Linked DNA regions of Mus musculus: regions 1 and 2 are each linked to region 3. A link is a loop called in an ENCODE intact Hi-C map of the cell type or tissue named here. Cell type or tissue: heart. All regions are shown on one strand.

The links. A loop is a pair of places that touch in the nucleus more often than their neighbours do. Peaks named below come from ENCODE experiments on the same cell type or tissue, not always from the same donor. Only the 100,000 strongest peaks of a DNase experiment are listed, where the experiment ranks them.
Region 1: it touches region 3 in a loop (3-fold over the local background); 5 of 42 quality-filtered maps call a loop at or near these places.
Region 2: a loop joins it to region 3, with 7 times the contacts of the local background. A loop is called at or near these places in 27 of 42 quality-filtered maps.

Annotation. Positions count from the first base shown.
Region 1 is chr10:99,529,221-99,537,220 of GRCm38, forward strand. No RefSeq gene overlaps it. Among named protein-coding and RNA genes, the nearest start is that of Gm35035, 73 kb to the left of the region's middle. In heart, a CTCF peak has its summit at 3,854; no DNase peak of the experiment used is centred here; H3K27ac peaks cover 649 bases.
Region 2 is chr10:99,572,714-99,580,713 of GRCm38, forward strand. No RefSeq gene overlaps it. Among named protein-coding and RNA genes, the nearest start is that of Gm20110, 32 kb to the right of the region's middle. In heart, a CTCF peak has its summit at 4,742 (motif pointing left); no DNase peak of the experiment used is centred here; H3K4me3 peaks cover 453 bases; H3K27ac peaks cover 533 bases.
Region 3 is chr10:99,160,401-99,168,400 of GRCm38, forward strand. Poc1b (POC1 centriolar protein B) reads left to right here. Exons shown (of 12, transcript NM_027740.7): 10 at 4,469-4,549. Among named protein-coding and RNA genes, the nearest start is that of Galnt4, 56 kb to the left of the region's middle. In heart, CTCF peaks have their summits at 1,728 (motif pointing right), 4,701 (motif pointing right) and 6,165 (motif pointing right); a DNase peak (open chromatin) is centred at 6,221; H3K4me3 peaks cover 282 bases; H3K27ac peaks cover 840 bases.

The DNA.
Region 1 (8,000 bases), 370 kb after region 3:
AAGCACTTTTATATATGTTCAAGTGAGAGTCTAGCAGCATCATTTCCAATTCCTGTAACATGCTAAAGAAAACTGTAAGACGTTTCCCTCTGGGACTTTGCCTGTGATGCCTTTGATATATCTCTGACATTTGAACACACTGTGACTGTTAGCTAGCATGTTCATACGGCTCAGCCATTAAGTAGGCCAAAGTCCGTGATTTGATTATCTGACGGGTAGGTAAGTGAATGCGTTCTGAGAAGGCTTTAAATAGAAACTTGGCACTGTGCTCAAGCATCTGTGTGCATACCCATCATTGCCCCCTTTCCCTCTCCTCCCCCCAGCCCCTCCCATGTACCCCCACCCCCTCACACTTTCATCGCCTTATTTCATTAATTATTGTTACATATATGATGTATGTAACACCTGTTTCTTGTTTTAGAAGCAGACTCTTCCACTCCACTATTTGGAATTCTTCCTTTGCAGCAAGCTCTCAGGTGACGTTGTTCTTACTGACTCCCAGCCTACACTGTGGACAGCAATGATTCATGACCGCAATTTTTAAAAGACCGTCGGTATATCAAAACTATCTAAGCATTTCCTTAAAAAATAAAACAAACCAGCTTTGAATCATAATCCGCATGCCGTAGAAGCCATTTAAGCTGAAAAGCGTAATGGCTCTAGTGCATTCACAAAGTTGTGCAAACAATATACAATTAATTTTAGAGAATTCTGGGGCCCTACCATAGAATCCTTATATCACATAGAAATACATTTTTTTCCTTTCCTGCAAACTCCTTTTTGCTTTTCCCTGCAAGTTTAGGCAACCCTGACATACCATCTGTGTCTCGCTAGACTTGCCTAATCCGGCAGTTCGTATAAATTAAATCATAGAATACTTTGTATTTTGTGACCTTTTTTCTTACTTAGATGATGACATTCCTTTTGTAGTACACACCGGCAGTCCATTTCTTTACACTGAAGCCAGCACACTCGCCCCATGATCACAGCTCTCCTCATGCATGGGAAACCATCACTGGGTCTCACTTGCCATTCGGTTGCTGTGATAAAATTCTCCAACTAAATAAAGCACCATCAGAGAGAAGAGTTTGATTCTGGCTCACAGTTCCCAGCTACACTCTGTTTGGGGGTGGAGGAGGTCATAGTAGCAAAAGCTTTAGGGAGTTGGTTATATTGTCAGAAAGCAGAGACTGCTGGCTCAGTTCACTTTCTCCATTTTATAGGACCTAGTATCCCCTGACCCACAGAACGGTCCACCCATAATTAAATGGGTTCTCCACAGATGCCATTTATATATTTATACATCTATACATCAATCATACACACATGTAACAATAATTGTTTTTAAAGGCCATAGAAGTGTGGAAGTGATATGTTTGAATTATAAAACTAAAAATAAGGTTTTAAAAAGATGGGTTTTCCCATTTCAATCGAGGATCTTCAATTGATCCCATGTCAATCAGAATTCTCAATGTCTAGATGTTCATGTCCCAGGGGATTCTATATTCTATCAAGGAGGAAACGCACGGAAACCTGACCTGCTTTTTTTTGGTTGCCCACATACGATTCACCGTTTTTAAAAATAATTATTCCTAGACCCTGATCTCTGTCCTATTGGATCAGAATCTCCAAGGATTTGGAGAGGAAATTGGTAATTTTATGTAACTCTTCAGGTTTTTGACAATCAGGTGTCACATTCCAGAGATTACCTCAAGAGACTATTCTATCCTTAAGCAGAAAGAATCTTACATCAGAGCTTTCAAATTTGAGAATTCTTTATATATGGTGACTGGATAGACTATATTTCTTTATATCAGATAGCCAGATAGAAAATATATCGCTTTAAGAACATACAGATTAATGGGGTGTATATCTTCTGAATAAAAACATCTCTCATGACTACACTGACATTTTTTGGATAGATTTTTCACCCAGTGTGTATTCTGAGTGGAAAATTTGATTTAGGAATCTTCTTTGAGCATGATGATGCAATTTTATGGTTTATCTATTTGGACAGCTAGACTCCAGCTGAGCCTGAGGCTTCTAGACTACAAAAAGCATCCAGTTGGGCAGCAGCTTAAAACAATATGTGATACTCAAGAGACTTGGAGTGATTTATTGGATATGCTCAGTGAATTAAGAAATGAGAATTTCTTGTCTTGACTACTCTAGTTTATCTTGGATATTAGCCAAGTTTCTGTCTATCTGTCTGTCTCTCTGTCTCTGTCTCTCCCCTCACTTGGTAATGTCTGTCTATGTGTTTCTGTCTCTCTGTCTTCTCACTTGGTGAGACAGAGTCAATTGCAGAAAAAAATATTGATTTTTGTAATTGTTTCTATCTTGGTGGCCATTATTAGGGGCTAGCACTAAAATAGAAGCCCACACACACCCAAATTGGCAGAGTAATAACTCATTTAGTGCTCATGACCAGGAGGCAAAATATGTTAAGAGAGAGAACACAGAGAACCATGGGTCTTCAAGGCTTCTGAAGGAGCTAGTAAAATACCAGTGGTTTAGTAATAGATGGAGATCAGCCAAGAGTGTGCAGTAAACCCACTCTGCATAAAAAAGGCAGGCAGCAGCTTGACATAACTGCTGTCACCAGCCTTGAAGAAACAATTGAAGAATTGAAGAATTGAAGAAACAAGTGTGCCTGCCACTCAAATGCTTATCAGAGTCCTTTCTGAGCATTCTCACTGCATAGTCACCTTTTTTTTTTGTTTTTTTTTGTTATTGTTAGTTTTTGTTTGTTGTTTTCTTTTCCTAGATAGGGTTTCTCTGTTTAGCTGGCCTCAAACTCAGAGATTCTACTGCCTCTGCCCCCCAAGCACTGGGATTAAAGACCTGCACCACCTCCGCAAATAACTTCTCAGTTTCCAGGCCTGGCTTCCACTTTGTCGTATTGAGCTGTTAACATGCAGTTCCACCGGAGACTGTTAATTTAAAACTGCTGAAATACCAGGAATTTGTATGGGGGTGGGGACACATCTTTAGTTAAACACGAGTCCCATCAATCAGACAGTCTAGTCATGAGGGGAAAGGCTGGTGGGGTTCTTTTCAGACAGAAAACAACGAAGACCAGTGAGAAAAGCTGAAAACAACGAAGAAAAGCTTCGGTGTGCTGGTTATGTTGGCTTTCAGACAGGCAATGCCAGAGTTTTGCTTTTTAGAAAGGAACCTTTTCAGGCCTTTCAGGAGGCTTACACATCACAAACATACCCGTATTAGCAATGTGATTGTCATAAAGCAGAGATTTCTCCTTTCTCCAGGGGGCCTACAGTTCTCCTTACAGCCTGTTCTGCTGGTTAGGGGAGGAGTTTAATCATGATGATGGACAAACGCGCACATTTGCAACCTCTTTCTCGGCTCTTTTTCTTTTTTCCCTTTAGGGAGAGAAGTTTATCTTTTCCTGTCTCTTTATGTCCCCATGAATCAAAGTGTATGGAAATCAATGTGTCACGGATGAAGTTTCCCAAACTTCAAAGACCAGGCAGGTGCCCTTGAGCACAGAAGGAACAGCCTGCCACCCAAATGGTCCCAAGCATTCCCTCCCCCAACCTTGTTTCCCCTAAGCAGGCAGATCCTGGGTTGTTCAGGGTGTTCTGAGGGCATTTGGGAGCTAAAACAGATGTCTTAACATAAGTGTTTCTTCCCATTTAGAGGAAGAATACGAGAACAGCGTGGGTTGTTCAACTTGTGTGTTTGGAGATGGAAGGCTACTGGAAGCTCTGCCAAACCCTTTCTTCCCTCAGGCTCCCATTTACCCTGGGATGGACCAACCAGCTTTTAAGCCTGGCCTTGGATATCACGTTTTGACAATGGCTCACCCTGCTGGGCATCTGCTTTTCTGTTTTTGATTATAATTCCTTTGAGCCCTTTGACTATATAGGCTCTGAGATAATGAGAAATCAGGATCAGTGAGGATTGAAAAAAAGGAGGGTACCATTGTATATATAACATAGTGTATATGCTATATTTATATACATTGTACAGTACAATACAATATTTATATACAATATAATTTATATTATAATTATACATAATATAATATAATATATTTACACAACATAAATAATCAGCATGCATATACATAGATACCTATGGTATACAAAAGTATACCTACCCTACAGATAAGCAGATTCTCACATGTCTACATATACATGTGATATTTATTATATATTAGTTATTAGCTATGTGTTATATATACATATATATATATATGTGAATGCATATGTTCTATAGCCTTTTGTATCTTCTTGTACTTCTTTTTTCTTCTCCTCTTCTTTTTCCACACAGAACTGCTGAGATTAAAAGGGAATTCCCAGCCTTCTTTCTGACAGGATGAGGAGGCCAGACAAGTGAGCTCTGGTGATTCTCATGAGTGCAGAGCTGAGACCGGAGACCTCCAGGAAGCTTCCTTGCTGGAGAAACACTGCAGACTCTTGTCTCAGGCACTCCCGAAAGGGTGGGCTTGCTGCCTACAAGATTGAGGAAGCCAGCTTTGGCTTGGCCTGAATTCACGGACATCTTCTCCTGGATATCTCCAGGGCTTTTCTACCTCCAGCTGCGTTTACTAAATGCACAATGCACTCTTCTTTCAAGCCCATGAAGGGGTGGATGTTGGGATGCTTCATTTAGTATCTAGCTCACTTTCATGCCGTAGGAAGTATCTCCCTTTGTATTTGAAAATAGACTTTTCCCTTTCATGGTGGGGCTGGAGGGAGAAAGGGGGACATACTTTCTCCAGCAAAAAGGTGCCAGGGAAGCTACCTATATGTGAGGAAAAGGAAATAGAAGTGATATTTAAAATTACATTTAGGTAGTACTTGTGTGGATTATGAAATACTGAATGCATAAAGCTAAGTATTGCCTGCATTTAAGAACTGACTCCCTCTGTGGATTCACCATGTGGGAGAGACAGTGACCTGAGAAAAATTAAGTATAGTCCACTTTTGGTATTTCCATTAAGTGACCACCCCCCGGTGTCACTAAATATGACAGATCTGGGTAATTCTCTTGTATGCTTTCCCTAGAGCCTTTTACGTCCTTTCCGTGGGTTGGCTTGTCATCCCTGGTGATGTAAGAGCCGGGAAAAAGCCATTCACTGTGTAAGTTGAACACCACAGATGTTCCCTGCTTGTGTCCTGATTTTTCAGACGTAAATCTCAATATTCTGGAAGGCTCGATAGGAAGTTCTGGGAAATAATTACCGAAGGAAAGAAGTTTTAAAACAATGGCCAGTGCAGACAAATGTACAATGTAAACAAACCAAGTCTCCCGTGCACTTCCTTTTCAGCCATAAATACATCTTTTCCTCTTGAGGTGGGGGGTCTTACTGGTTCCCTGTCTACAGTGTCCTTGGCAGAGTTAGTTTACACTCCATCTAGCCTTCCCTTATAGACTTGGCCTTCCAGTCATCCATTTGAGAGATATAATTCTTTCACCAGTTGCTTGAAGAACAGGCATACAACTTTGAGCGGGTCTTAGAGCAAGAATGGACAAATAACTCCGCGGTTCCTTAGACGGCGGAGTTCTAACCCAGGGATAGGTTCTTCTCAGTTTTTCATGTCTGTCAGTTACCCCACTCATGTCTATATTTGCTCTGTGTATCACTATGCTATATTTCTTCACAGAGAAAACGGAAGCCACTAGAAAGAGACTCCGCAGTGCACATATCAAATACAACAACCTGCCCACCCTTGCTTCCAGGCATCCCCCTTTCCAACCCTTAGAGTAAATTAGTAGTCCTTAAATGTTTGTTTCTACAGCTCCTGTCAGAACTATCTGGATTATGGAGGAAAGTCTAGACCTTTTGATTCTGGAGCCTAGGGGGTGAGGAGGGTCTGGGAATCTGACCTTTACTGAGCATAAGTTTTGATTCTCCTGCTCACTAATACTAAAGGACTAAGACCTTAACTCACTGACCATGCTCCCTCTAGCCACTCCTTTCTCTATAAGAGCCAGAGGTAGGAGTCCATATCGGTCAACATCAGGACCCCTAGAGCTATGACACAGGACTAAATTACTCAGTCTGTGCCTCCATTTCTTTACTTGTAAACAAAGATGTGAAGACAACATACTTTTCAAAGGCTTACAAGAAAATTTAGATATAAAATATGTAAGCATATTCATATTATCTATAACCAACAAGTGGGGGACTATTATTCACACTAAATCCTTTCTATTACCATTAGTAAATCTATCTGTACATACATGGGAGACTGTTCAACTTAAGATTCTCCTATTTTTTATGAATCCTCTATAGGATCTTCATTCATATATATACATATATATATATACACATACATACACACATACACACACATATATGTGTGTATATATATATTCTTTTGTGTAGCCATAAGAAAGTCCCTTTTTAAAAAAATTTTCTTCAAAACATGATGTTCCCTACCCCCACAGGCCCTTAGTATAAGATACAATGAGGCCAAATTTTCAGTTCTGAAAAACATATGTATACATACATTATATAGACTGAACACATTATATTTAGGAATACGTACATGTATACACACATGTATGTAAAAATAATTACTGAAGAAGAGGCTGTGAATTTGAAAGAGAGCACGGAGATTTACATGGGAGGATTTGGAAGGAAGAAAAGGAAGGAAGAAATGTTGTAATCTTATAATCTCAAAAAGAAAAGAAGAACAAGAGGCACTGCTTTTCTCAATACCACCTCTGGCAGGGCCTCAATACCCAGCTATCCTCTACAAAATTCTCTCATTCTGTACAGAAAGCCAAGCAAATGCTTTTGATCTCTGCCTTCAAATCCTGAGACCTATTTATCAACAGTGGAGCATCATATTAGACTATCACGTGATTAAAGCCCATCACTTCTCCTATACTTCAAGCCCCCCCCCCAAAAGGCTGGGTTCTGCTGACTTTTATTCATAATGTTTTTTCTCTGTGTGCTGTAGTGTGTGTGCTTGGTAGTACAGGCATGTACATATATGAGGCTGTGCATATATGCCCTTGTATGTACACATATATGGAGACCACATATGTTGTCTGTCTCTCTTTGACCACTTCCCACAAACATTAATGTATTTATTTTGAGACAGGCTCTCAGAAAGCTCATTGGGGCTGGTGAGGTGGCTCAGTAGGTAAATGTGTATGGACATAGTACCCCACACACACACACACACAGTGTAGAATGCCAATGTGAACATCTGTGTGCATGTGCACACACATACACAGACACAAATGAGTAAATACAAATTTAAAAAGCTTATAAATCAGCTAAGCTTGGTGACCAGTGAGCTTCAGGGGTCTGGCTGTTTCCGATTCTCTGGCATGGGGGTTAATCCATATGTGCTGCTATGCCAAGGTTGGCTTCTTATGTGAGCTCTGGAGACTGAGAACTCAGCCTGTCACTTTACCAACTGAGTCATGACTGCACCCCACAGAAGTTTAACATTTAGCACTGATTAACACATAGGTCCTTTGGTATCTTTGTTCCTGAGTGTGTTGATGTCAACCATGACTGCGTGCAGACCCTAAGGTGAGAGCCGTCTTTGGGTTTCTGGAAACACTTCGGTATTTTCAGAAGAGTCAAGGTATGGAATGAAAGAGATGGAGGGTACAGTCCTCATGACCACATGTAAGCCCTGTGACCTTGGCCAAGGTTGTTGGTTTCCCAAGGAGCTCCTCTTCCTGTTGGAAGGATCCTATTCCACTGCAGGAAGGGCAGTGCCTACAATGGGGCGAAAGAATAAGGGTGGAAGGAACCATGCATGGAGAACCTCAGTGCAATACTTGGGACGAGGCAGATTTCCAATAAATGTTATATAATGGAGACCATGGCCTTCCTCTTGTTCAAATGCTTGTGGACCTCTCAATGGATTCTTTCCACAGGACTACGTAAGTAGCTTATGGACATGCAATGTAGCTAAGGGACTCTATCTTAACACTTCTACTTCATTGCTATTTATGCAGAAAGCAGCAAGGGCCGACCCCTAGATTCATTTCTGTACCCTCTG
Region 2 (8,000 bases), 410 kb after region 3:
CTCTATTTTTGATTAAAACCCAAGCCACCTGTAAAATGCTTCCTAAAGCTAACTTTAGAGTCGAGATTCGTAGACTCTAGAGTTTAGTATCAGAGTGTCAGAACCTAGGAGAGTATAGAGAATACTCACCAGCCTTAGCTTTCTACCCCATCTCTGTACAGCCCCTCAAAAGGATTTGCATGTGGGTCTGTGGGTATTGAACCTGCGCCTCCAGGGGCCGTTGGCATCACATCCCTGTAGAGGTCATTCTTTATGAGTAGACAGCACCCCATTTTACTCCTACTAGGTTAATATGAGGTCTTAAGACATTCCACATGGGGCCTCAGGCCACTGAAGTGGCAACTACTGGGGTCCTGGATTAGAAAGTGGGGTCTGTGGTAGGACAAGTGGTAGTCTGAAGGAGGATGACCTCTTGGCTCTGTAGCTTCCACAGCCGTAGAAGAGGACACGGAAGTAGAATTCCTGTTGCTGAAGCACTCTTGCCAGGGTTAATGGTGTCCATATTGGGGTGTGCTTCCTTCTTCTCCCGGGGTTCTCTTCCTCCGTGATGTCTAATGGAGTCGAACTCACTTCTCAAGCAGCATGGCATGTTGGGTCTCCTTCCAGAAAACCTTAATTCTCCTAGTATGTAACTCATTTGTCCTAAGATGGCAATAGCAAAAGACCGTAAGTCACTTAAGCACTGTGCACCCAGTTTTCTTTTAGGGCTCTCAAGAGATTTGGAAAAGTCAATATGTGCAGAAAGCTATATCGAAAGAAGTATTAAGTACTATAACTGCTAGCTGTGTACTCACACAGCACCCCGTTCTTACGCAGAAAGGCTTCATGTTGCTTTATTATATTTCCATTAGCGCCGTCTCTTCTGGCAACGTGCTATTGAATGCAAGGACTTAAATTGATTTAATTCTGTACTCTGAGCACAAAACCCAATGTACATTACTTAGTTGCTGCTCGGTAAATAGATTTGGGGTAGTTAAATCATCTTTTGGCAACTTGGAATTTGCTCCCGCAAGTGTTTATGCTGTGGTCTCTGCACGCCTATAAGGGAAGTGCCTGGGATTGAGCTCAGCTTCCTAGAACTTTCCAACTGTACGCACTTAGAGAGTTAGATGGGCAAGGTAGAACCAACCCCGAACCATGTCACTGGGTGGCTGGCAAAGAGAAGGAATATTCAAGTGGCATTCTTAAGGATCAGTTACATCTGTCCAAGATGCTGATTCTGTGTCACGACAAAAACTTCTCATCCACGACATCCCATTATGGAATGCTGTCTATGTCTTTGTAGGCGCCGACGAACGTGCAGGCTACTTTCCCAAGGTCTTTGTGACCAAGTGTTTTCTCAGCATCTTCCCTCTGAGGTGTTTGTGTCACTGTTAGTCTTCATTGGACCTGCTTATTCTGATGACTTGCAGATGAACAGGGCTCCGGAAATACGGCCAGGAGAGGGACCGTAAAGATGTTTGCCTGATTACGATTGCGAAACCACTCTGTCAAGTTTTCCCTATCATTTACTCAAGTGGTTGCTAGGTAATTTCTAGTCCAGCTCCACAATTAAAGTGAAAGGGCCTGGCAGCCAGCTCATCACTCGGTGGTTCTTCCGCTCGAGCTGGGCCTGAGCTGTGATCAGATACAACAGAATGCTTTGCACGGGACCTAGAAAACCCAAGCAAAGGGCCGCAGAAACCCTCCTCAGCGAGTCCAACCTCATTCTGGGAACATTGTTCTCTCAGTGACCCATAGGATGATAAAAGTGTGTTCTTTTTGTGCTTGCAGAGCTATGTTTAAGGTTTTCCCTTCTCCCACCCCAAAAGAAAACAGAAAGGAGGAAAAAAACAAACCTACTTAAATTACAGGGCATCTAAAAACAATATTAGGTGTTCTTTGAGTTTTCAAGTAATTATAACTATTCTAAAGTAATTGGCTTTACAACAAAGACTTGGACAGCTAAAGTGTGGAGAGTCCAAGACTCAGAGCGATTTCTGTGTTTTAGCTTACTTAATCTTCATGAATATCCTACTAGGTAGGAAGTCCTATTGTCTTTATGTTACCAGTGAGAAATGGAGGCATAGGAAACTATAGATTCACTTAGGTTCAAATGTTCCAAGGGTTAAATCTAGGTCCTTGTGTATACTAAGCATGGTTTGAGTCACTGATCTGTATCTCCATCCCCAGAATTAGGGCCATAGATTAAGGATACAGGGCCAGCATTCAAGCCTAGCCTGTTTTGTTAGTCTGATCATTTCACAGCCTTTTTTTTTTTAAATGTGGCAAAGACACATTTATTCATCAATTCTTCACTAGAGAGACCCCTTCTGAGCTATATTTTAAGGGAAGGAAATTCTAAGGGCATAATGTTAGTGAAGACTTTGTAGTTCCTGCTTTTTGTTATATATATTTTAATTCTTACTTTTGTTCTTTGTTTTGATTCAGGGTGTTGCTGTGTAGCTCTTGTTACTATGATCTCAAGAGATCCACTTTCCTCTGTCTCCTGAGTGCTGGGGTTAAGGGGGTGCCCCATCATGCCTGGCTTTAATTTTTCATTTTTAAGCCATATTAAATAAGATGTGATACAAATGAATTTGCAAATTTTCAGTAATGGAATTTCACATTACCATATTGCCCGTATTGGTATTTTGGTCCTCGTAGGATATGGGGCTGATCTCTTAAAATGAAGATTTTTTTTTTTCTGAATGAAATACAATCAAGGTTGAAGAGAATGCAAGGCACTTTCTCCATTGCTAGAATCAATGTCAACCTGACATAGGGGTCTTGTTTCCATGGCAACACATCAAGGCATTAACCGTTTGTTGCAGAGCTGACATGAAGACGAGAATTTCCATCTGGGTTTATTTGCTCTGTTACTCCTGTGCTTAGATCCTTCACTTTCTTTGACCTTCAATCTTCTCACAAATTAAAAGTAACCAGTTATTATTCCGCGTCCAGTGGAACTTCTTGTAATCTGGCAAAAGCGGTCAAATCTTGAATGAGCTCTGAGCTTCCCAGAAGAAGCTTCTCAATGGCTTCAAGTGTCTTTCCTTTGTTGCATGTTGTGATTCTCCTTACTCTGACCCCAGTGTTGGTGGCTAGACAGAAAAAAAGAAAGAAAGAAAAAAAGAATATTCTCTCCTCCCTCCAGTCTTTGCACCTGTTGTTTACATAAAAAGGAGGTGGGGGGAGAGGGTATATCCGGAGGCACAAGCAAGGCAGAAGAGTGATGGTGGCCCGGTTATGATGATTGTCTTGGGACAGCTTTGAAATTGAGCCAAATTCCCCAAGTCTCTTAACACCCATAGAGTCCAGTACGTTCAGTCCATTGTTTTTCTTTTTTTCCCCTTCCTTCCTTCCTTCCTTCCTTCCTTCCTTCCTTCCTTCCTTCCTTCCTTCCTTCCTTCCTCCCTCCCTCCCTCCCTCCCTCCCTCCCTTCTTTCCTTTCTTTCTTTCTTTCTTTCTTTCTTTCTTTCTTTCTTTCTTTCTTTCTTTCTTTTTAGAAATACTGTGCTTTAATGCTTTAGAAAGAAAAATCACATCTAGTGTAAAACAAAAGAATCTTTGGATTGGCTTACCTTTAAAATGATATGATAATTATGAGTAATATTTAGCAGGCTAATACATGCCAGGAACTGCTGTAACTGCTATTCTGTCCACTCATAGACTACAATGTTTACAACTCTTCCTTAGTTGAGATACAGGACATAAAATACATTTTTCCCAGAGCTTCAAGACAATGACCTGGCAGAGACCACTTTCACCTCCACGTAGCACGTGATCAGACTTGGGTAATTGGCCTCTCTCCAGTCTCCCAAAGTCTAGGTTTTCTGATACAATGCTTCAACCTTTCTGAGTCACGGATTTCTTATTTACTGGAATTGACAGCGTCACTCAGATCCAAGCCAAAACACTTGCCAAACAGCTTTTTGTTTGTTTATACTTCTATGTGTGCGTGTGGATACAGGTTAGGGAAAGTTGAAGTGGTTTTTGGATAGAGATTTTTCACTCTCATTAGTCATAATCATGGTGTGTGTGTGTGTGTGTGTGTGTGTGTGTGTGTCGCAGGACCAACCTTAAAGATGACTTATATAATGTTCATCTCCACAGTTGTTAAATTTAAATCATAAGAGAGAGATATATCTATGTATATCTTACATTATCAAAGGCCGGTAATATAACGCTCTTGTTAGTTCCACTCTACTGTAGTATGCATGATAAGGAATATTAGAACTGACTCTTGGGTTGAGTTTGGTTCAATACCAAAATTATGCTATTTTTTTTCCAGTTTGGAGTTCACTGTAAAGTTTCTGTGCATACTCACTTTTTGATAGGTTATATCCTGGTAGATGTAATTCCATGAACTGATTTGCTACAAATTATCCCACAGTAGAATCAAATCTCTATAAAAGAAAGTATTTTACCAGCACATTCATAATATGTTATTAAAGTTAAATAATAATAGTCCTCACAGTCACAATGCCATCAACGGCTACTAAACCTCCACTTAACACAGTGGCGAACTTAATGACTGCCATATTTCACAGTTCAGACACGATGGGAGTTCGAGTCCATCCTGGAACCAGTCTCCTGGACTGCAAAGACATACATGTTCTTAATAAAAATATTCAGAGAATCTTTAAATGTTTTAAGGGCCAGTAACAATTTAACATTCCTATTAAGATTTACATTACTAAATTCTCCGACGCTAGCAGGCAAATGCTGAACGATTGATAGTGTTTCTCTGCCCCCTAGTGGACTGGCTGCAGAATTGAACTGGCCAGCACACCATTCTTCAGGCGCAGTTGCCGGTGTGCTCTGAGGTCTAGATTCTGAGATCTGTATCTGATTTGACTCCCAAAGGGTAGTGGTGGAGGCAGATTAAGGTCAAGCCTCTAGTTGAGTGGTTCTCAGCCTTCCTAACGCTACGACCCTTTCGTACAGTTCCTCATGTTGTGGTGAAGCCCAACCATAAAATTTTCAGTGCTACTTTGTAACTGCAATTTGCTACTCTTATAAATGGTAATGTAAAATATCTGTGTTTTCCAATGGTCTTGGGCAACTCCTGTGGAATGGTCATTCAACCCCCAAAGGGTTTGCAGCCGATAGGTTGAGAATCAACCGTCTAGCGCAAAGGAATACGAACATGGTGTATTGTTTCTGCTTGGGTTTCAAAACTTCAGGGGAGTCATGGCAATTGTGGAAATGGTTTTCACATCTGAGCTAGCGGCATTTTCACTATGTTGTGACAGAAGGGTTTCTCATCAGGTTTTTATTAACTTCTGGGGCTGATAATGGGCAACTTTGTAGGATGCTTAAGAGCATCCCTGGCTTTCTCTCTGATAGATGCACCCCCAGCTATGATAAGAAACATCTCTGGTGTTAACTTTGCAGGGAACCTTTCCCCTGCATGAGAATCCTCTTGTTCTTCACGGCTCCTATTCATCTGCAAATGATGTGATAAAAACATTTTACCAGATATTTTACCACAGCTGGGAGACCTTATATTATTTAATGTAGTCTGTACAAAAGTCCTCAGGGGTAAAGTACATCCTAGACTATCATTTATCCCCATCCTCAGCTGAGGTCTTTTCCTTTCAAATGACTCCAGCTTGTGTCAAGTTGACATAAAGCCAGCCAGTACAGGGGACAGTGGGGAGAGAGGCAAGGCTCCAGTGAGGCTGTTCAGCTCTTATGAAGCCTTCAGAAAGATGTCAGCTTTTTCTGTGAGTGAGAAGAAATTCCACCGGAAAGAGAGGTGCTGTGATCTCATTTAATCTGTCAAGGAAGTATGGCAATCTTTTCCTCTGTCTTAGGAAACAGTGGGTCAGAATGGCTAGGGCAATAAGTTCTGGCTGTAAGACTGACTTAGTTTGAAACGCTATCTCTAGGATTTCCCTTCCAGTGTACAGGGTGACAAATGATTTGACTTAGCAGAGCCTCTGTTTTCTCATCTGAAGAAAAAAAAATGTAGCAAAATCCCTGCTAACTGAGTCTAAGTGTCACGAGACAGGTGATGCCCCCATTAGTTCATTACCAGTTAGAAGAACAAAACTCGACCTGGCTGGTGAGCCGCGGTTCTTGGCTCTGCTACGCTTTTGCAAAGCAGAGAATGATTGCCCCATCAGTGAATGCAAGTGCCCTGTGTTTGGAAGTACCGTTAATACCTGCCTGGAGACTTGATAATGTGTCCTGCTTTCACTTTCATTGTTTAGGGTGTGAGAAGCAATTATTTTGCATAGTTCTCAGTCATTAAACGAGGCACAACTTTATCTATTCATTTCTTACGATCTCAGAAAGCATTTGATTGCTGCTTTATGAGGAATGAAATAATGCCCTTCTACGGTGAACACTTACATAGATTAATTAATGCCCCACGTTTACTTACCTCTTTTCTCAGTTCTTATGCTTGTAAATAAGCTTTAACTTGAATACTGACTGATAATGTAAAAAGACTTTGAATCTGCAATTAAAATCCAACATTTGCAATGTCAATTATGTACAAGACCAACTGATAGGAGTTTACATATTCACAGACCATGACAGAATTACATCCTGTCTGCCCTTCGGCTGAGAGTGATTATAAGGTGGTATTGATCCTCTGTTAAAATGATGTGTGTACAAGTGTGTATGTGTTGTGTGTGTGTGTGTGTGTGTGTGTACTAGAGCTGAGAGGATGTGCACTAGTATTTGCACTATAAATTCCTATGGAATACAATTTACAGGGGACTTGCCTCACAGATAGTAAGTTTTTCATAACCACCCCTTAGCATTGTCTTCTCTGTACAGACTTTATGTGCCAATCCCTTAGCATTGTCTTCTCCGTACAGACTTTATGTGCCCACCCCTTCCCATAAGAGACCTGAGATTAGTGAACCCACTATGGTGTTTTTCTAGATCCAATCATTCCATTCTCATCTCTCTGGTGGCTTCCTCTCCTTCTGTACTTTCTATTCCCCAAAGAAAATAAGATTACAAATCTCTATGTCCCTAAGCGTTTCCTTTCTCCAAGCCACCAATCAATAGCACATCATAAGACAGCAATTCTCACAGGTCTCTGGGGACCCTTCATATGGAGCAATGGATTTTTCTTTTTTCTTTTTGTCCTCTGCGTTGTTCTTCATTCGGAGTAGACATTCCGCCACGGGATTTTTATTGTTATTTTTGTTATTGTTGCTCAACTGATGCTTTAAAGAGCTGAAGGAACAAGAACACTCTATCTTCTTTCTTCTTGTCAGCCTATCTTGTGTGTGTGTGTGTGTGTGTGTGTGTGTGTTACTTTGTTGTTTTCTCTGTGTAGCTGTTTTGAAGCTCGCTCTGTAGACCATGTGGGCCTAGACCATCCACCAGCCTTTGCCTCCCCAAGTGCTGGGATTAAAGGCATGCACCACCACCACCTGGCCAGCCTATTGTTTTTTAAAGGTTGGTTACTTCATTACTCTCAGAAGATGCCAATGGGAAGTGTTAAGCTGGTTTCTCACTACAGTTGGAACACCATCTGAGAGAGTTTAAGAAAAAGGCTGAAGGTGGCTGGCCACACTACTCATTATGAATGACCCCAGGCCATTGGTGTCATCCTGGACTAACGTGCTTCTTAGCCACCTGCCTTACTACTAAACAAGAGTGGAAGCAGATGGCAAGGGGAGCCGAAAGGTCAAGAGAGGGCCTCGGAGGAGGGCATCTTGGAGTCAGCTCGCTCTTTGATCTCCTATCTATGGAAAATGTCCTGCGAGATCAGCTGCCCTGGAAGCAACTCCACCAGCACGGCTGACACTTTCTATTAGCCCCCAGGTGGCTGACGATGTCTTTAATCTTACAGTGAAATTGCTGCGAGGTCCTTAAGAGCAAGTGGCCTTTCCAGGAATAGAGGCTGTGCATATGTGGCAAAAGTCAGGAGAGAACTGTGAGGGAGGGTGGGCAGAATTCAAAAGGCTTTATACGGGCGATGTCCCTGTTGATGTCATCACCTGAGCACACAGCAGTAAGCATAGTACTGGGTTCCTTGAAAAATATTG
Region 3 (8,000 bases):
CCTTCAAAGGGTATTCACATGACATTTGAATGGCGCTGCCCTATGTAGTCCAGTCTACTTCTCATTTGCATATTTGGAAGGTGTGGTGGTTTGAATATGCTTGGCCCAGGGAATGGCACTATTTGGAGGTGTGGCCTTGTTGGTAGGTTTGGCCTTGTTGGAGGATGTTTGTCACTGTCAGGTGGGCTGTTTTTTTGTTTTTTTGTTTTTGGTTTTTCGAGACAGGGTTTCTCTGTATAGCCCTGTAGGCCATCCTCCTAGCTGCCTGTGAGCAGCAGTCTTCTGTTTGCTTTTATTTATTTTATATATATGAATACACTATACCTGTCTTCAGACACACCAGAAGAGGGCATCAGATCCCATTATAGATGGTTGTGAGCCACCATGTAGTTGCTGGGAATTGAACTCAGGACCTCTGGAAGAGCAGTCAGTGCTCTTAACCGCTGAGCCATCTCTCGAGCCCCCTCCTGGTTTGTCTTTGGAACCTTATGTAGCACTCTCAGCTCCTCCTACACTATGCCTGCCTGGACACTGCCATACTTCTGATGATAATGGACTGAACATCAGAACCAGTAAGCCAGCAGCAGTTAAACATTGTCCTTTATAAGAGTTGCCTTGGTCATGGTAAAACCCTAAGACAGTGGGGAACCCAGCAAGCCTCCTAAGGGATCATGATAGATCCTCGTGAGACTGGGGGGTCACATAGTTGTTCTAGCCTTACGGAATATTAGCAGGGAGAGCAGTGAAGTCAAAATCATTAATGAAATCATTCTCTTGATTGCCTTCAACTTCAGAATGGCCACTTGAGTAGCAACATCATCTATAGGTTACGTATGAAATTCTATGTTACTTAGCAGGACAGAACAATCTTTTTATATAACTAAATATTTTATAGTTCATTGGTGAAAATTCTGTCATGATGAATAGAATAGAAATCCTCAAATCTTAGATCATGGTTTCCCTTAATCTGCTAATAAGGTTAAAAACATTACCATTGAGGGTGAAAATAGGATTTCCTGTCTACCAATTCTATATTTTAATTCTAGCTGAACTGTATACATATTGTTTTGAGGCGCTTATGTGGCACTAGTAATAATAAGAAGAAGAACATGTAAGCCTGTACAGTATTTTTCCATGACTTCCATTGAAAGTCAGTAATGTTTTTATTCACATGAAAATTCAGGTCAGTAGATGCAAAAGCTAGTAGCTGGCAGTGCCCAAGGTGCAGCCCTGGCACCGTGGCTCATTGTGCAGCTCTGCCCATCTATTGCCGTGCTTCGGTTTAATAAGAGCTCAAATCTGGTTCTGTCAGCAGACACTGAGGTCCCAGCTTTAAGGGCTCGTGCCCTGCCCTTCGGGAAGCATTACAGACTATGTTAGTGTGCGCGTTCCTGAGCTCTTCGGTGATGTAGACCCTTAGGTCGGGAGCGTGGTTACCTTCAAGATTCTATACAACCTTCTCGCTCATAACTCTCCATTGTCCCCCTGTTCAGGTAATGAGAGCCCAACTCTCAATCCGTCCCATTTCAAGGCCACTTGGTTTATGAGACAGCAATTGTTCTTCAGTGTAGTAAAACACTATTAGTTAAGTAAATTACAAACTTGTAGGAAGTCAACAATTTTCTACAGGAGGGGCCTATTCTTTCCTTGGTTAGGACTTAAACTTTCAGAGCAGTTTCTCTTTCAGGAGCAAAGCAAAATTGATGAGCTTCTCTATACCTGCACTAGGTGGCGCTAGAGAAAAGACTACCGTGGCTCTCTGGCCCCTCACCTAAGACTAAAAGGCATAAAGGAGGCCCATGTACGTCTGCTTCACAGGGACGGTGGAGGAGGTGTTGGCTTTCTGCTGGAAAATGGCTGGAAGGAAGACGTGTTGGCCAACTGGGCCAGCTGTCCTCCATCATTCTTGTACACAAATCTATCCCCCCTTTACTGTGTCTTGGAGTCGGGCACCTCCACTGTCACACAGTGGGCTGAATAATCATAAGATGTATTTCTAAAACAACAGCTAGGGGACTGAGCATGGTGGCACATGCACCTGTAATCCCAACACTCGGGAGTCAAAGGGAAGGGGACCTAGACTGAGGCCAGCTTCCGGTGCATAGCCATGGTGAGATGGATCCCCAATGCAAAACCAGGCCAGCAAGCTATCTCAGCAGTTAAAGAGAGGCTTCTGCAGCACAGCCTGCCAACCTGAGTCCACTCCCGGGATCCACGTGGTGGAAAGAAAGAATCCAAAGCTCACCGATTGTCCTTCAACCTCCACACATGTGCCATGGTGCAGTCCCATGTGTAAGAGTGCACACACTCACATGTACAAATATCTAAATCTAGTAATCTAATCGTCACAACAGCACCGCCCCCTCAAGCCTGAGTGCTTTAAATCCAGCAGTCGGCTCTTCTTGCCTAGGGCTCGGCCCACTGTTAGAACAATGTCCAGCAACTCCCCCAGATGGGTCTCTCTAAAGCACTTAGACTCCAGCCTCGAGGTTTTCCCAGATTTCTTTGTAATTTGGCCTTTGTCAACTGCTCATTTGCACCATGGCTCTGCTTAGCCGGTTTGGAGGAAGGCTTGGGATGGGGGGGGGGGGGGGGAATGGGGAGGACTCTTTTAGCTCACCCTGTCTCTGGGACTTGTTTTCTAAAGTGTATTTTGTTTTTATTTTGGTGTTTGTTGAGCAGCTGTGTCAAGCTGTGTTTCCTTTCTAAATCCTTTGTCACTGAGCAGCCAGCTAGGGTTTTCTTCTGGCCCTGAGTGCTGTCCCGTTGGCTCTGCTGTCTGGCTTCTCTTTGGCTCTCTCCTTAGAACTGAGAACGGTTGTGTTTTCTTTGGTTTGCCTTGGGGCCTTTGAATTTAGAAGTAGTTCCTCTTGGAGGTGCTCATCGACCCAGGAACTCGTTCCCCTTTCCCTGCAATTTTACTGCATACGTATTTTCAAATCTATAATTAAATACTCTCTAGCTTTGAATGGTCAGAAAGTCTTGGTAAATGGGGTTGTGTTGAGTTTGTTTTCCTGTAACTTGCCTTTTTATTTCGTATAAAAACCCTGAGAGGGCTGGTGAGATGGCTTAGTGGTTAAGAGCACCGACTGCTCTTCCGAAGGTCCCGAGTTCAAATCCCAGCAACCACATGGTGGCTCACAACCATCCATAACGAAATCTGATGCCCTCTTCTGGAGTATCTGAGGAAAGCTACAGTGTACTTACATATAATAAATAAATAAATCTTTAAAAAAAAAACCCTGAGATGTTTATATAACGTGAACTGACACATTTATATGTGTACGGAGCCTTGTGTCTCAGTGGCTTTACCTCGCAGGCAGTCTCTACAGTTACAAAGGGCCGTGCGCGCTGCTGACAGTATGGAGCACTCCTGTGTTAGCAATGGTGCTTCTTGCCATTTTCACTGCTGCAGAGAACCTCTGACGGTTTCACTTCTGAGATTTGTTTTTCCATGGGATTTCTGTTGTCTACATTTCCGTGTATAAGCTTGCGTACAGATATTAGATATTCTGCTTTTCCGGTATTCGACCTCATAATGATCCTCACAGTGACACAGCTCTCCCACAGCATCCGTGATCGATCACAGACGCATCCCCCTTGCTTGCAGCTTTTGCTTTTCCGGGTTTTCAGATGCTGTTCTCCACCTCTGGTTGGAATAATAACCGTAAATTTTTTGTTCTTGCTGGTTTTACCGTTTGATCATCACGTTTGGGTTCTACATATCTCCTGCCGACCCTTGCTAGCCGGGATCCGTGGACCTAGCCAGTTCTTAAAACGGTCCATCATCCTTGTCTATAGACAGATGCCATTGAATCTTATGGTGTTTGTTTCCCACCCACGCCTTGCTCTTCTTCCAAACCATCCACAGTACAACTTTCTGTTTACTTGAAACTTTCGAGTCAATGAAGTCTTAGTCTTTCCCATGAATTCCTGGTGGGTTTTCTTCAGTACTTTCGAAACTGTCCGTATTTTAACGTCATGTTAAAATCCACTTGGGTCTGTGTGTTGAGTGGGGCTGGCAGTGCTCTTTGGTTCTCTTGGTGAGGCTGAGGGCTCAGAAGTAGGTCCTGTTTAGCTCTCCATTGGTAGTCACTGAGTTTTTAAATGAAACTTTATCATTTCCTCTCTGATTCATACATCTTAACATTGTATTTCTTTTTCTTGTTTTAATGTACTGGCTAGGATATTTTCTGCATCTCTTGAGGTGGGTCTTTCTATTTTAATATTCCTCTGTAGGTGAATTGCATTGCTTTTAGAATGTGAAAATGGCCATTTCCTGCTTAACTGCAACATTGTCGATAGTGTGTACATTGGTAGGCTTAGTGAAACCATATTTTGCCAGTATCTGTGCCTTATCCATGAGTATATGCTTTATTTTTAGAATAGATTATAAATACTTCTCTTTTTTTAGTATTGGTCCTTATGACAGAGGATGTCCCGTTGACTTATTCATGTGTGCACACAGATTAATCCCAAGCGTGAGGTGATGGATTTGCAGAGCTCGTCTCCCCCCGTGGTGGATGTCCTTTCTTTCGATTCAACCACAGTAAGTAGTCTTTCTCTAACTTAAGCGGTGCTGCACCATTTGTCACAGTCTATTTCCTTACAAAGTGAAAGAATCGGGGATAAAGCGTGAGCTCGGTGGCCTAACCTTTCAGCACAGCAAGGCTGTATACAAAGTCATTTCTACGTTTCTAAAATACCACCAGGGGGAGCAGCAGCCATTTCCAGAACAGTTTTACCTTGGAATATCTTAAACTCAGTCGAACTCACCCTCCCTGTACCCCTGCCCCCCTTGTTTCCTGCTCACTTCCCCCCGCCCCCCTATTTCCTGCCCCCCCTGTCCCCTACCTCCTGCCTACCCTGTTCCCTGCTCCCTTCTCCCCCATCCTCTGCCCCCTATCCCCTGCTCCCTGTCCTGGGGTACTACCCTGCTGTCATAGAGAAGACTGTACTGCCCTAAAAATGGCAGTTCCTCTGCTTTGTTTATGTTACTCTCTTGATGGATTACCCAGAAATAAAGTATCTCTACTACTTACAATTTTGTTTATAAAAATGATCCGTATATGTTGCGCATCTGAAGGTTTCAGAGACAGTTTGAGCCATCTACCTTCTGTGTCTGCCCTCTCTTCTACACAAATCACAGTAACGCTGCTGATTAGCACAAGCCCTGCTCTGAGAGCAGGAAGAACAGTGTTGCCTGTGACCACACTGACACCACGCTGTCCATTTAGTTCAGTATTGTGGGTAAAATTTTAAAGAAACACAGCCTGACATATAGACTCAAGTAGATGCCAAGAAGCAAATCTAGCGCAAAGGAGTTCTGCCTGTCCCCAGGAAGCACTGCAGTCCTGCAGCTATGAAGGGTCCTCTCAGAGTTAGTGCCAGTGAGAATGTTCTTCTCTGAGAAGACGCAGCAGCGAGAGCCACATAGCAGCAAGCAGGCCCTCACTGTGAAGGGAAGGCACGAGTCTGTGGTGGAGCTGATCTGGGCACTTACCGTGCTCACATCCACAAACCCTCAGCATTTCTGCACGAATGAGTGACTTGTCCAATTAAATTTATCTAAACATTAGCTAGCTAGCTAAAACTTGGCACAGTGCTCTCCCTATAGTTAGTCTTCAATGAACTTGACACACCCCATGCCTCTGACCCCATATGTCCCAGTGAGCTGACTTTGTATTCTGTAGATAAGGTAGCTTGGGAAGTCACCAGCAGGCTCGACTTTAGTGCTCCTGACTTAGAAACTGTCTCAGAGTTTTCCTTCTCTTTTTGAGACTCACTCCCCCTGCCGGTACCCTTTAAGCTTTGCAAAGACTCCTGACTTGGGGCTAGAGAGGTGGCTCATCAGTTAAGAGCACTGGCTACTTTTCCAGAGGTCCTGAGTTCAATTCCCAGCAACCACATGGTGGCTCACAACCATCTGTAATGGGATTGATGCCCTCTTCTGGTGTGTCTGAAGAGAGCAACAGTGTACTCATATTTTAAAAACAAAAAACAAAGAAACCAAGTTTGCTCTGAAGGTGGGCCTGTCACCAGCTAGAGCAAAAGGGTACTTATCCCTTGACGGTAACCCAGAAGAACCAGAATCAGCTAGTTTATGTGGTATTTGTGGGACTGTGATGAAGGAGTGTCATCCACAAGAGGGGAGCACTAAGTAGAACAGTCAGTCATCCACAAGAGGGGAGCACTAGCCTGAGTAATGTGAAGCTGCCTTTATGTAACAAAGCCAGTCGAACACCAGTGACTTCACTTTAGAGTAGCAAAGCCAAACATCGTGGCACATTCTAATTTAGAGTTCAGGAGTCAGGGGCAGGAGGGTTTTGAGTTTGAGGCTAGCATGAATTATATAGTAAGACTATGAAAGGCAAAGGGCTGGGAGTGTGTGCCTGTAGCAGTTTGGCTAGCACATAGAAGCTACACTAAGGTGAGTCTTAGCTATCCTCTAATGTCTCACTATAGAGGAGAAATTAAGGCATACAAAGTAACTGTTGGTATCTTTGTGGCTTGTACTTCTGTCTCTAATGCCTGACAGAAATTTTGATATAATATTTGGATACCAAAATCAGTTGTAAGCTGGGCATGGTGGCACACGCCTTTAATCCCAGCACTTGGGAGGCAGAGGCAGGTGGATTTCTGAGTTCGAGACCAGCCTGGTCTACAAAGTGAGTTCCAGGACAGCCAGGGCTATACAGAGAAACCCTGTCTCGAAAAAAACAAACCAAACAAACAAACAAACAAACAAAAAATCAGTTGTTACCAGTCTATATTTTTAAACCTTGGTTGTACCACCCCCAAATAATTCTCTGCAAAAGTATTGGCTATCATGTAGTCATGGTTTTAGAATGTTTATCGCCTCAAAATCTTTATTTTGGTTATAATCAAGTCACATATATAGGGTTGGGTTTTTTGTTTTTTGTTTACTTGGTTGGTTTTTTTGTTTGTTTGTTTGTTTTTTGGCTTTTTAAAGACTCTTTTCTTTAGGATTCTGGTTTGACTCTTAATATTTTCATAGAAATAGACCATGGTTCTGCCATCAGACTTTGAATCAGAGATGGCTAGAATATAGCTCAGCAGTTGAGGTTTGGCTAGCATGCTTGAAAGAAACCCTGAGTTCCATTGCTAACATGCACATTTATACATAGGCTTTTAGCATTTGCCACCTATGATGTGGCTACACAGGGTGGGGTATTTCAGATTCTCTTTGCCACTCTCCTCAAATAGGAATATAATTGAAGGAGTTTGTTGCGACTAAAGAGATGACACTGTAGATAAAGTGTACCGTGTGAACAGGAGGATCTTAATTCCCAAAAACTGTATATAAAGCTGGGTTTGGTGGGGAGAGCCAGTAATCCAAGCTGAGGAGAGCCCAGATATGAGGGTTCACTGACCAGACGATCTTGCCGGCTTAGCAAGTTCCAGGCTAGTCAGAGACCTAATCTCAAAAAACAAAGTGGATGGCTTCCCAGAATGACACCTGAATTCAACCTCTGGTTTCTACATTTACCTACATACTGCCAACTACAGGCATATACACCCCACCCCCACCACACCACACCACACCCACACACACACACAAAGAAACCTGTTACCTTCAGGTAAATTGTAGTCTTAAAGTTTTTTGACGGTTTGGGGTTTTTGTTATTGTTGTTGTTTGGGGGGTTTTGGTTTTGTTTTGTCTTTTGAGACAGGGCTTTTCTGTATAGCCCTGGCTGCCCTGGAACTCTCTCTGTAGTCCAGGCTGGCCTATAGCTCAGAAATCCCTCTGCCTCTGCCTCATAAGTGCTGGGATTAAAGGTGTGCGCCACCACCCACAACTTAGCCTACTGTATTCATTTTATTATTTGTCCTAAAAGTAGATGAAGAAACTGAAGTCAGAACTCTCACCGTCGTTCTGTGGATTGCTAAAACACTGGATTCCTTATCTCAATCCTGAGCACAATGCATAGTGCAAATATAACTATGCCTTTCTTTAGAGTTAGAGACAGCATTCAGGT